Regions from separate parts of the Homo sapiens genome. Here region 2 is linked to region 1. Evidence: chromatin contacts called from ENCODE Hi-C data. All regions are on one chromosome and are shown on one strand. Each heading gives the region's core, a stretch centred on a gene start or an enhancer-like site at or near the end of the contact. The rest is flanking DNA. Distances are from core to core; before and after follow the strand shown. Region 1 has its middle 25 kb from the start of ZNF800. Region 2 has its middle 27 kb from the start of MIR593.

Region 1 (5,182 bases), core at 1,287-3,786:
GGGCCCCATGGTCAGCATCCCAACCCCGGGGCAACAGGCAACCCCAAAGGACTGTCACTTTCATGTCAATATATGCTCAGTGCCTGGATCGGGTGTGTTCAAGAGGATTCCACCAAGTCACCTGTGAAATGGATTGTGTCATTTCACAATGTGAAATGGTGTCAAGCTTGTGATGGAGACAGCTGCCACCTTGTCCTGCCCTGAGATACCACAGGGCATGCACCAGATTCTGGCCCTCCTTGCACCTGCACCCGGGACCTGGTTCCTGGCCCAGGCAAAGGGCGGCACTGGTCATAGGTAAGACTAGGAAGGAGATAGCAGGGCAGGCCTAGGGCACCAGGGGCTGGAGAGCAGGCAGCCAGAGAACCTGTCCAGGGGAGGTAGGGAGGCAGCACTTTGGGTAAGTCTAGGCCCCATGTCTCCAGCAAATGCTCCGTTGTCCTATCAGACTTCACTTGCAAAACACAAAATCAAATATAAAATTATTGAAGTTTTAAGACAGCAGCCACAGAGCATTAAACCCCAGGTGCAGGGACTCCACAGAAAAGGGAACAATGTTTTCATACAAGTAGATCTTTGTGGTATTTCTTCAATCATGTGTCATCATAAGAGACACCAAAACATCCTGCAAAGAGTATAGGATTTGGAGTGAGAAGATCTGGAGTGAGAAGATCCAGATTTGTGTCCTGAGTTTCAGACTTACTTTATCATTAAAGAAATGATATTATCATTAAACTGTACAAAACCATGCATTTTCCATCTTATGATCGTCTCATATTAGGTGGTATCCTCTAACAGCTAAATGGAATAAGGTTAGTGTCACAGAGACCATGAGCTAGCTACCAAAATCTATTCATCTCATCTTTGGGTACAGAATAGACTAGATTTCCCAGACTTTCTTACAGATAGGTGGAGTCCTATGACTGATTTCTCTCCAATGGAATGTGACCAGAAATGACATATGCTACTTCAAAGCCAGGCCCAGAAAAATCTCCCACAACTGCTTCTCGGTGCCCTTCTTAGACTGGTTGTAGGTGATAACAGGGCCCTAGAAAGAGGAATTCTTAACTGGGGCACATGGAACCCCAGAAATTCTCTAGATAGAATTCAGGGACTCTACGATTTAGATGAGAAAAATCTTTAAATTTTTATTTCACTAATCTGTATTTGGGATGTAGCATTTCTTTTCACTATTAATATAAGCAACAAAGCACAGTGTGATGAGCAGTAACTGACTCTTTAACCAATAAAAATCACCAGTGCTGTCATATTTTATTACAGTTGCTGCAGACATCTCAAAATACAATGTATTTTCATCACTACTATGATATTAGAGTAATAATTAGATCCACTGCTAATTATTATTTAAGCATGAAATAAAAGCACATACTATACATGACAAATTAGATCTTTTAATATTTTTAAAACTATATTTCAACATAGTTTTCATTATGTCATCTTAACATTTAATTTTATGCATTTGTAAACATTATTCCAAGAAGGAAATCTTGAGGCTTGACCAGACCTCCCAACATGGCCCATGACACAAAAAGTTTAGAAACCCTGATAGGATTACGCTAAAGAGAAAAAAATCTACACAGGAAAAAAAAAAGGTTATTTACTATGTGATCCCATCTAAATGACACTGTGGAAAAGGCAAACTTATCAGGACAGAAATCGGTGAGGAAGGAAGGGGACTGTCTACAAAGAGGCACACGAGTACTTTTTGAAGCAATGGAAATATTCTATATCTTGAATGTGATAGTGGTTACACAACTGTATACATTTGTCAGAATTCATTGAACTGTACACTTAAAAAGACAGAATTTTAATATATCTAAATTATACCTAAATTTTGTAAATTTAACTTTTAAAAAACAGCCCTGCTAGAAGATAGCAGGGTCACAAGATTAAAGGAGCTGGCATGTTGTCTTCAAGGGGAGCCACCCACTAACCTGAACAACTGCCCAGGGCTGTCATGTGAGAGAGAAATCAACTTCTATTGTGCTGAGTTTGTGTACTTGAGTTTATTTGCTACCAAATAAACTTAGACTACCCTTACACATTTAGGAAGAGTATTTTGTACGGCATAATACAAATGTTGGAATGAGAATATAATGCTCCTGATGCTGTTAGTCAAGAGGTTTGCATAATTTGGACAACCACTTAACTTCTCTGAACTTCAATTTCCCCATCCATGGAATGAATGGAATTGATAGTAACCACCCACCCCCGCCCCCCGCCGTACCCCCTTGCAGTATGTTGTAAAGATGAGAGACTGGACTGCATAAATCTTAGCCTAGAGCACCCAACAAATGAAAAGCTGTTATTCAAGTAGCCACCTATTCTGATTATATTTGGAGCATTACCTACCGTATTGGTAGTCCCAGCCCTGTAAAATCTAATATTACACTTTCTTTAGCAAAACTATTTCTCGAGGTTTCATCCTCTTTTTTTAGCAAGTGATTTTCATATCTCAAAGTTAGTTGAGATGTTCAAGACCATCTGATCCAACCCTTTCATTTTCTATTTCTACTTAGGGTAACAAAATGAAAGCAAGCGCGTGGCCTTCTTCTGAGTGACAGAACTGGCAGCTCAGAGCCACTGCTGAAAAAGAAGATCCAGAAAATCCCCACATTTTGAGTCACAGCTGCAGCTGCTGAGGGCCAAGATACTATCCCACAGGGCTCCACCATTCTTGAAGAACTAAGGAGGAAAGACCTGGGAGAGGAGAGGTCACAATTTGGGAGGCTACACTTGTATTAAAATGAGGCTATTCTCTTCCTTTACCTCTAGGAAGCCAAAGAAAGTTCATCAGAGAGATTGAGGATTCCCAAACTCCCCCAACCTCAACTAAGCTAGGGACTAGAGCTAGCGTCTTATCTAAGAGTGGATCAAGAACTTGATTAGCAAAGGGCCTGATGCTGCTTCACAGACTGATGATAGATCTTAGAGGTTTGCCTGTGAGGGGCAACCTGCATTTCCACTATCAGCAGCAACAAGGATTCTTGGATGCCTGTGGGCCAAGATGACACTGCTAAAGGAGCCTGATCCTTAGCGATCTACTCCACTGAACAATGGCCAAAGAGCCAATGGGACCCCAACAGCAAGAGGCAAGTGGCGGGAACCAACTGGGACAGGGGCTGCAGACATGATAGCTGTGGAGTCCAAGCCAGATCCCCAATGCCAGGGACTATGCAAAGACGAGGTCCCTATTAGCACCCTTACAGGAACCAACAAACGCACCTCAGAGAATCCGTATGCGCTTGCTACCAAAAATGCAAATGTGTTAAGCACCAGTCAGTGTTAGAGAATCAGTAACTCAGTCACAACAAATGGAGTGGAAACTACTACCTCACCATAAGTCATTCTGTAAGAAGACCTCTGCTTCTACCTTTCCCACTCACTTCCCACCCCAGCACCAGAGGGGAAGCAGTGAGAAAGGAGGGATGAAGAGAGGTGTCTCACATAGTATCCACTTTGTGTGCTCTCTCCACACTCCTGCCAGCCATGCCCAAACCACCACTCCAGCTTCTGCCACCACCACAACTGCCACCACCACCACCATTACCACTACCATCACCACCACCACCATCACTGCACTATTGCCACTATCACTACCATCGCTACCACCATTATTACCACCACTATCACCACCAGCACCAGCACCACTACACCATTGCCACCATCACTACCATCACCACCACCACTACCACCACTACTATCATCACCACCATCACCACCACCACCACATCATTGCCACCTTTACTACCAGCATCACCACCACCACCACCACAACACTACCGCTACTACCATACCACAACCACCACTGTCCCCACCATCACTATCAGTACCAAGCAGCCTAGAGCCAGAGGTCTTACTGGTATATGTGAGGGGGTGGATAGAGATTTGGGCCTAGCATGAGTTTAATACTTAAAAACAAATACTACTGAATCTTAAAACATGTTTAATAAACTGTTTTAACAAATGTGTGTCTTCAAAGTTGTGGAAGTGCACTATTATGCCTCAAAGGAGCCCATTACCCAAAGACAGAGCATCACTTGAAAAAATAAAACCATTTCATGTTTATACCCACAACAAATTGGGACTTTTTGATAGAATGAATAATAAATTCAATAAGTTGACATTCGCTGAGCACCAAGTATATCTCAAGAAATTTAAGGCTGGCATTCGTTTAAACACGATCTCTTTCATACCTAGGAGAACCTCCTTGTTGTAATAGCTTCCAAGCCAAGGTAAGCCAATGAATTCTTCCCAATTCTAATGATAAAATAATTGGTTTGCCAATGGACTATGTGTAAATGTGTCTTAACAAGCACAGTTACTGGTCAGGCAATCATTAATGCCTCATAAATTAAGAGCAGGAGGCAGGAACAAGCGGTCCAGTAGATCTCAGAGCTTTGCCAGGGAACTACTCACCAGGGCATTACCTTGTTGGTTAATGAATGCCCACACAGCAGAAAACGTGGGATGCAAACATTGCTTCTTGCCACTAATGCATTTAATTAGTGGATGATCAGTATTCATTTGCAGAAAATAAGCACATCTGTTCTGAGACATATATTAGTGACAAAAGCAAAGTCACAACCAGATGCTTCCCTCTGGGTTTTGATGGTGGTAGTGGTGGTGCTTTGGTTTGTTTTTTTGCTCTTGTATAGACAAAAGTTCACCGTGAAATGACTCACCAAAACAGAAACTGAAAAACAAAAGTTAAGGATAAATTCATCATAATCCTTCATCAATCCCAGTAAGAGGAAAAAGGCCAAAATTGCATGCTTTGCCATTGTTATGGGTTGAACTGTGTCCCCCAGATTCATATGTTGAAATCTTAACTCCCAGTACTTAAAAGTGTGCTTGTATTTGGAGATAGAGTCTTTAAAAAGGCAATTAAGGTAAAATGAGGTCATTAATGTGGGCCCTAATCCCAAAAGATGCTGTCCTTATAAGAAATGAAAATTTGGACACAGACACACACGGGGAAAAGACCATGTGAAGACACAGGAGGAAGACAGCCATCTATAAGCCAAGAAGAGGGGCCCCAGAAGAAACCAGTCCTGCTGATATCCTGATTTCAGACTTCTAGCCTCCATAACTGTGAGAAATAAATTTTGGTTGTTAAGTTACCCAGTTTGTGGGTACTTCACCACAGCAGCCCTAGCAA
Region 2 (5,182 bases), core at 1,821-4,320, 690 kb after region 1:
ACGAAGGAACTAGGGGCAGCCACATAAGCCAGATGGATCAGGCCAGTGGGGCTTAAGTAGAGCCCAGAGCCCAGCTTTCCTTGGCTGCATTCCTACAGGCAGGGGCCAGACACTTAGAGATACACTGCACCTTCCCTCAGGTCGGAAGGGAGGGGACGGAGCCCCTCCTGGAAGGCTTCAGGTGAATATAAAACTAGAGCCCTCACCACCCCAATCTGTGACATCACATGGAATCTGATGTTGTTTGATGGCATTTCGGGTGTCCCACAACCATGCCTGCCATGAAGTCATGGCTGATATTTATGCCCTGGCCCCACTCTGATCTCAGGGAGAATATCTTACCATAAATTGGCATGCCATGGCAAACAATTAAAAGAGAAAAACCTCAGTGCAATCTCAGGGTGCTCGGAAATGAGGAATTACAAGGTGGTGGCATGAAAAAATTATATAAAAATCTATTTTTACATCACAATAATGTGCTTTTATACGGGTTGTAATTTCTGGATGTGCAATAAAGTGGCTTTTACATCAGGCAGAATCAGAGTTTATAGGCAATCGGTGCTTTTATCTGGGAAAATATAGCTCACCCATCTTCACACCATCCATCCTGCAGGCAGCAGGCCTTATCTTCCCCAGCACCAGTGTCTTTGGGGAAATAATTATGCAATTAAAGTGTCAGCCCACCAACCACCCACCAACCACGCCCCCACCCCCACCCTGGGATCTTCCAACCACATCTTCCAGCTTCTGTCATTGGCTTCTTCCCCAAGGTAGAACAAGCCATGGGTCCAGGACAGGGTGGCTGAGGTACCAGACAGATGCTGGTCACTGTCTCCATTGGGCCAGGGAAGATCCTGGTGGGCTCAGAGAAAATATCTTAGGGCCAGCAAGCACTCCATAAACACCAAGGATCTGCTATGGGCCAGGCACTGTGCTGGGAGCCTGGGACCCTGTCACAATTTTGTAACAGTCATGATGCAGGCAGGGAAGGGAAAAGCTCTGGCAAAGGTCAATCCAGGGAGCTGAAGGGCCACAGAGGAGGAGTTTGGGGTGGGGGGGAGTGTGGCACTGTACTCTGGAGGCAGGCAGGTGACACAGGGGAAGGTTTGAAGACAAGTGTGTCCTAGAGGGGAGGTGCCAGCCCAGGTCATGTTTCTGATTGGAGCACTGAGACAGGCATATTACAGGACGTGGTAGCTGTCCTCAGACACTGAATGTTAGTGCCAAAACTGTCCTTAAATATTATGTAGTCTGGCCCATCATTTTATGTATTCCTTTAACATATCAGATACTATATCATCAGTCAGGGGTCCAGCAGGAAACACAACACATTCCATTCAATAAAGGAATATGCACAAAAGCATATGGGCAGAGTTTAGGGAAATCAACAAGAGATGGTACAGTACCCGGGGCCAGCAAGAGAGAGCAGTGGTTACCACCCAGAGGCCTGAAGTAGCAGAGACTGGACACAGTTAATGGCACCCTTTGAGAGGAGCTGCATGAGGGCCATCAGGCAGCTGACCTGGCTTGCTGTCACCTGAAAAGTTGAGCAAAGAAGGCCTAAGTGAATGAGACACGTTTTGAGGGGAGAAAGGAGCCAGGGGAGTAAAGCCCTGCTCTCCTCTCCTGCTCCCTTACCCCTGCCAGCGCCTCTCCATACTGCTCCCTCGCCCCTGCCAGCGCCTCTCCATACTGCTCCCTCGTCCCCTGCCAGCGCCTCTCCATACTGCTCCCTCGTCCCCTGCCAGCGCCTCTCCATACTGCTCCCTCGTCCCCTGCCAGCGCCTCTCCATACTGCTCCCTCACCCCTGCCAGTGCCTCTCCATACTGCTCCCTCACCCCTGCCAGTGCCTCTCCATACTGCTCCCTCATCCCCTGCCAGCGCTCCCTCATCCCCTGCCAGCGCCTCTCCATAATGCTCCCTCACCCCTGCCAATGCCTCTCCATACTGCTCCCTCACCCCTGCCAGCACCTCTCCATACTGCTCCCTCACCCCTGCCAGCACCTCTCCATACTGCTCCCTCGTCCCCTGCCAGCGCCTCTCCATACTGCTCCCTCGTCCCCTGCCAGCGCCTCTCCATACTGCTCCCTCGTCCCCTGCCAGCGCCTCTCCATACTGCTCCCTCGTCCCCTGCCAGCGCCTCTCCATACTGCTCCCTCGTCCCCTGCCAGCGCCTCTCCATACTGCTCCCTCGTCCCCTGCCAGCGCCTCTCCATACTGCTCCCTCGTCCCCTGCCAGCGCCTCTCCATACTGCTCCCTCGTCCCCTGCCAGCGCCTCTCCATACTGCTCCCTCGTCCCCTGCCAGCGCCTCTCCATACTGCTCCCTCGTCCCCTGCCAGTGCCTCTCCATAGCCATCACCAACCAGAAGCCAGAGATGGAGGGAGTCTGCTGGTGCCACCCAGTCAGATCTGCCTGCAGGGCAGAGAGCAGGGTGGAGGGCCAATCTGGATGTGCAAACGGGAGCCTGCCAGCATAGGCACAGATTGGGAATGATCAAACAATCTGGTCATTTGGCAAAAATAGAACAGTACACCAATGGCTGTAATTTTTATGTCTCTATAGTGCAACTTTGTAGGTTTTCTCATCGCACATTTTTGGCTCACCACAACCTATACTCAGTGTCAGCTTTGACAATCTTACATGACACTGTGCTCTGTTTCACAGCTAGGGAGCCTGCATGATACAGTGGAAAAGAATTCCATGAGGCCATGTAGATGGGTTGGAGGCAGGTGAGATGGCAGTCCTGACGCAAGTGCGGAACATGCCCACCCTGAGGTTCTGCATGTCTCTTTTTGACATGTACCCCCCGCAAATTCCTCACATGCTCTCATAAAAGGACGGGGTAGGACATCTATAGCAATATTCCTTGAGGTGGTGGGAGATGGAGGGCCCACTCCAGGGAGACTGGTTGGGTAAGATGCAACAGAAGCAAACCATGGGACTCAGTAGCAGGAAGGAAACTGTGGTTCACATAGAGCATGCAAGAGTTCAAAGCAGAGCTGAGTAGAAAGAGGAAGACAGAAGTGAGATTTGTAATTCTGAACCACTCAAATAGGTTAAAAATAGCACTCACAGGCAACAAACGCATACGCATGCACACACACACACACCATTTTGCACTCTTACAAACCAAAACACTTTAGAATGGTTGGCTTTTGAAAGGAGAGGGAGAGGAGAGGAATGGCATTGAAAAAGGATAAACAGCCCCCTAAATAAAAAGAAGAGAGCCTAGACTCAAGAGACAGAACACACCTGGGCTTCCATCAAAGAAGCTGTACTGTGTGTGACCTTGGGTAGGCGTGTTACTGAGTTGTTTCATCTTGCAAACAGGAGGAAACGGTAATAAATAGATCCCGAGGCATGTCAATGTGACCTAGCTAGACCTGTCTGAGACGCTGATCCACCAAGACCTGTTCCCAGGTGGGTTGACAAAGGCCTGTGTCCCAACAAGTGTAGGGCAAAGGGCAGCCTGGGCCACTTGGAGGTGACCCAGCAGCAGCTGTGTATATGTGGTCAACATACGCGACACATCCAGAGCTCTGACAAAGCCCCTCAATCCAAAAATATGTCTCGCTGCCAGCATCAGGGGTTCCTTTCTTTGAGCTAAAGCCTCTTCTGTATCGGGGGAACCCGCCCCCAGTATTTCAACGTAGGCTCTTTCTATTTTCCATAAGTGTCAGCCAGCTGAGAAATAAGGAGAGAGTACAAAGAGAGGAATTTTGCAGCTGGGCCGCCGGGGGCGACATCACATATCGGTAGGACCGTGATGCCCACCTGAACCTCAAACCAGCAAGTTTTTTATTAAGGGTTTCAAAAGGGGAGGGTGTCTAAGAACAGGGAGTAGATCACATGCTTCAAAGGGCAAAAAGGAGAACCACTGATAAGGGTCTGTCTTCAGCAGTGCACATATTGTCTTGATAAACATCTTAAACAACAGAAAACAGGGTTCGAGAGCAGAGAGCTGGTCTGACCACAGATTTACCAGGGCCCGGTTTTTCCCCACCCTAGTAAGCCTGAGGGTACTGCAGGAGACCAGGGCATATCTCAGTCCTTATCTCAACCACATAGGATAGACGTCCCCAGAGCGGCTGTTTATAGACTCCCCCCAGGAATGCATTCCTTCCCCAGGGTATTAATATTAATATTCCTTGCTAGGAAAAGAATTTAGTGATATCTTCCCTACTTGCATGTCCATTTATAGGCTCTCTGCAAGAAGAAAAATATGGCTCTTTTTGCCCTACCCCTCAGGCAGTCAGACCTTATGGATGTCTTCCCTTGTTCCCTAAAATCGCTGTTATTCTGTTCATTTTCAAGGTGCACTGATTTCATATTGTTCAAACACACATGTTTTACAATCAATTTGTACAATTAACACAATTATCACAGTGGTCCTGAGGTGACGTACATACTCAGCCTATGAAAGTAACAGGATTAAGAGATTAAAGTAAAGACAGGCATAAGAAATTATAAAAGCATTATTTGGGAACTGATAAATGTCCATGAAATCTTCACAATTTATGTTCCTCTGCCACGGCTCCAGCCAGTCATTCCATTCGGGGTCCCTGAGTTCCTGCAACACTTCTGCACAGAAATGCAAAATACACACACACACACCCCACCCCGCCCCTAGGACTCATTTTGTTAGCGATCATTAACAGTTTCAGCCATTAGCTCTCAAGTTGGTTTGAATTTGTTGGTAGGATTAGCTCCCTATCACCTGAAAAGCTGAGAAAAGAAGGCCTAAGGGAATGAGACACATGTCTGAGAAGAGACAGAAAGAGAGAATGTGTGTGTGTGTGTGTGTGTGTGTGTGTGGCAACTACTGAAGGTGGGTAGGATGCTAGGGGCCTGGGTTCCCCAGGGAAGGCCCTGGGTTTGAAAAGAGCCCCAAATGAAGCCAGGATTGCTGAAGACAAGCATGTGAGTTTGCCAAGAGCTGCCCAGGGGTCTGAGGTGTCAGTCCACCCCTCTGCTCCCCACTCAGGTAGGGGCAGGTCCGGAGCTGCAGCATGACAGGGAATTTCAGGCCCGGAGGTCTTCCCACTTGTCACCTCTGTTTCTTCTTCTCTGCCCAGGTGGTGCACATTCTGAAAGGCTCAGATTTCTTTCATTCAACCTCCTTTCTTCCTATTTTTTCTTATTGTCTGGCTCTTTCCTGCAGAAGGAAGGAGAAGAACT

What was found. A loop is a pair of places that touch in the nucleus more often than their neighbours do. Pooled maps may share reads with other maps.
Region 2: a loop to region 1 is called in a pooled map, with 2.7 times the contacts of the local background. The contact joins two enhancer-like sites. A Hi-C loop is called at or near these places in 3 of 37 single-sample maps with no recorded cell type and 3 of 50 pooled maps.

The regions. Positions count from the first base shown.
Region 1 is chr7:127,414,980-127,420,161 of GRCh38, forward strand. No RefSeq gene overlaps it. Among named protein-coding and RNA genes, the nearest start is that of ZNF800, 25 kb to the left of the region's middle. RefSeq lists an enhancer at 2,470-2,719. Within about 2 kb of position 2,537, at least 2 of the 41 ENCODE cell types and tissues checked have a DNase peak (open chromatin) inside an H3K27ac peak, as active enhancers do.
Region 2 is chr7:128,105,886-128,111,067 of GRCh38, forward strand. No RefSeq gene overlaps it. Among named protein-coding and RNA genes, the nearest start is that of MIR593, 27 kb to the left of the region's middle. RefSeq lists an enhancer at 2,508-2,587. Within about 2 kb of position 3,071, at least 7 of the 41 ENCODE cell types and tissues checked have a DNase peak (open chromatin) inside an H3K27ac peak, as active enhancers do.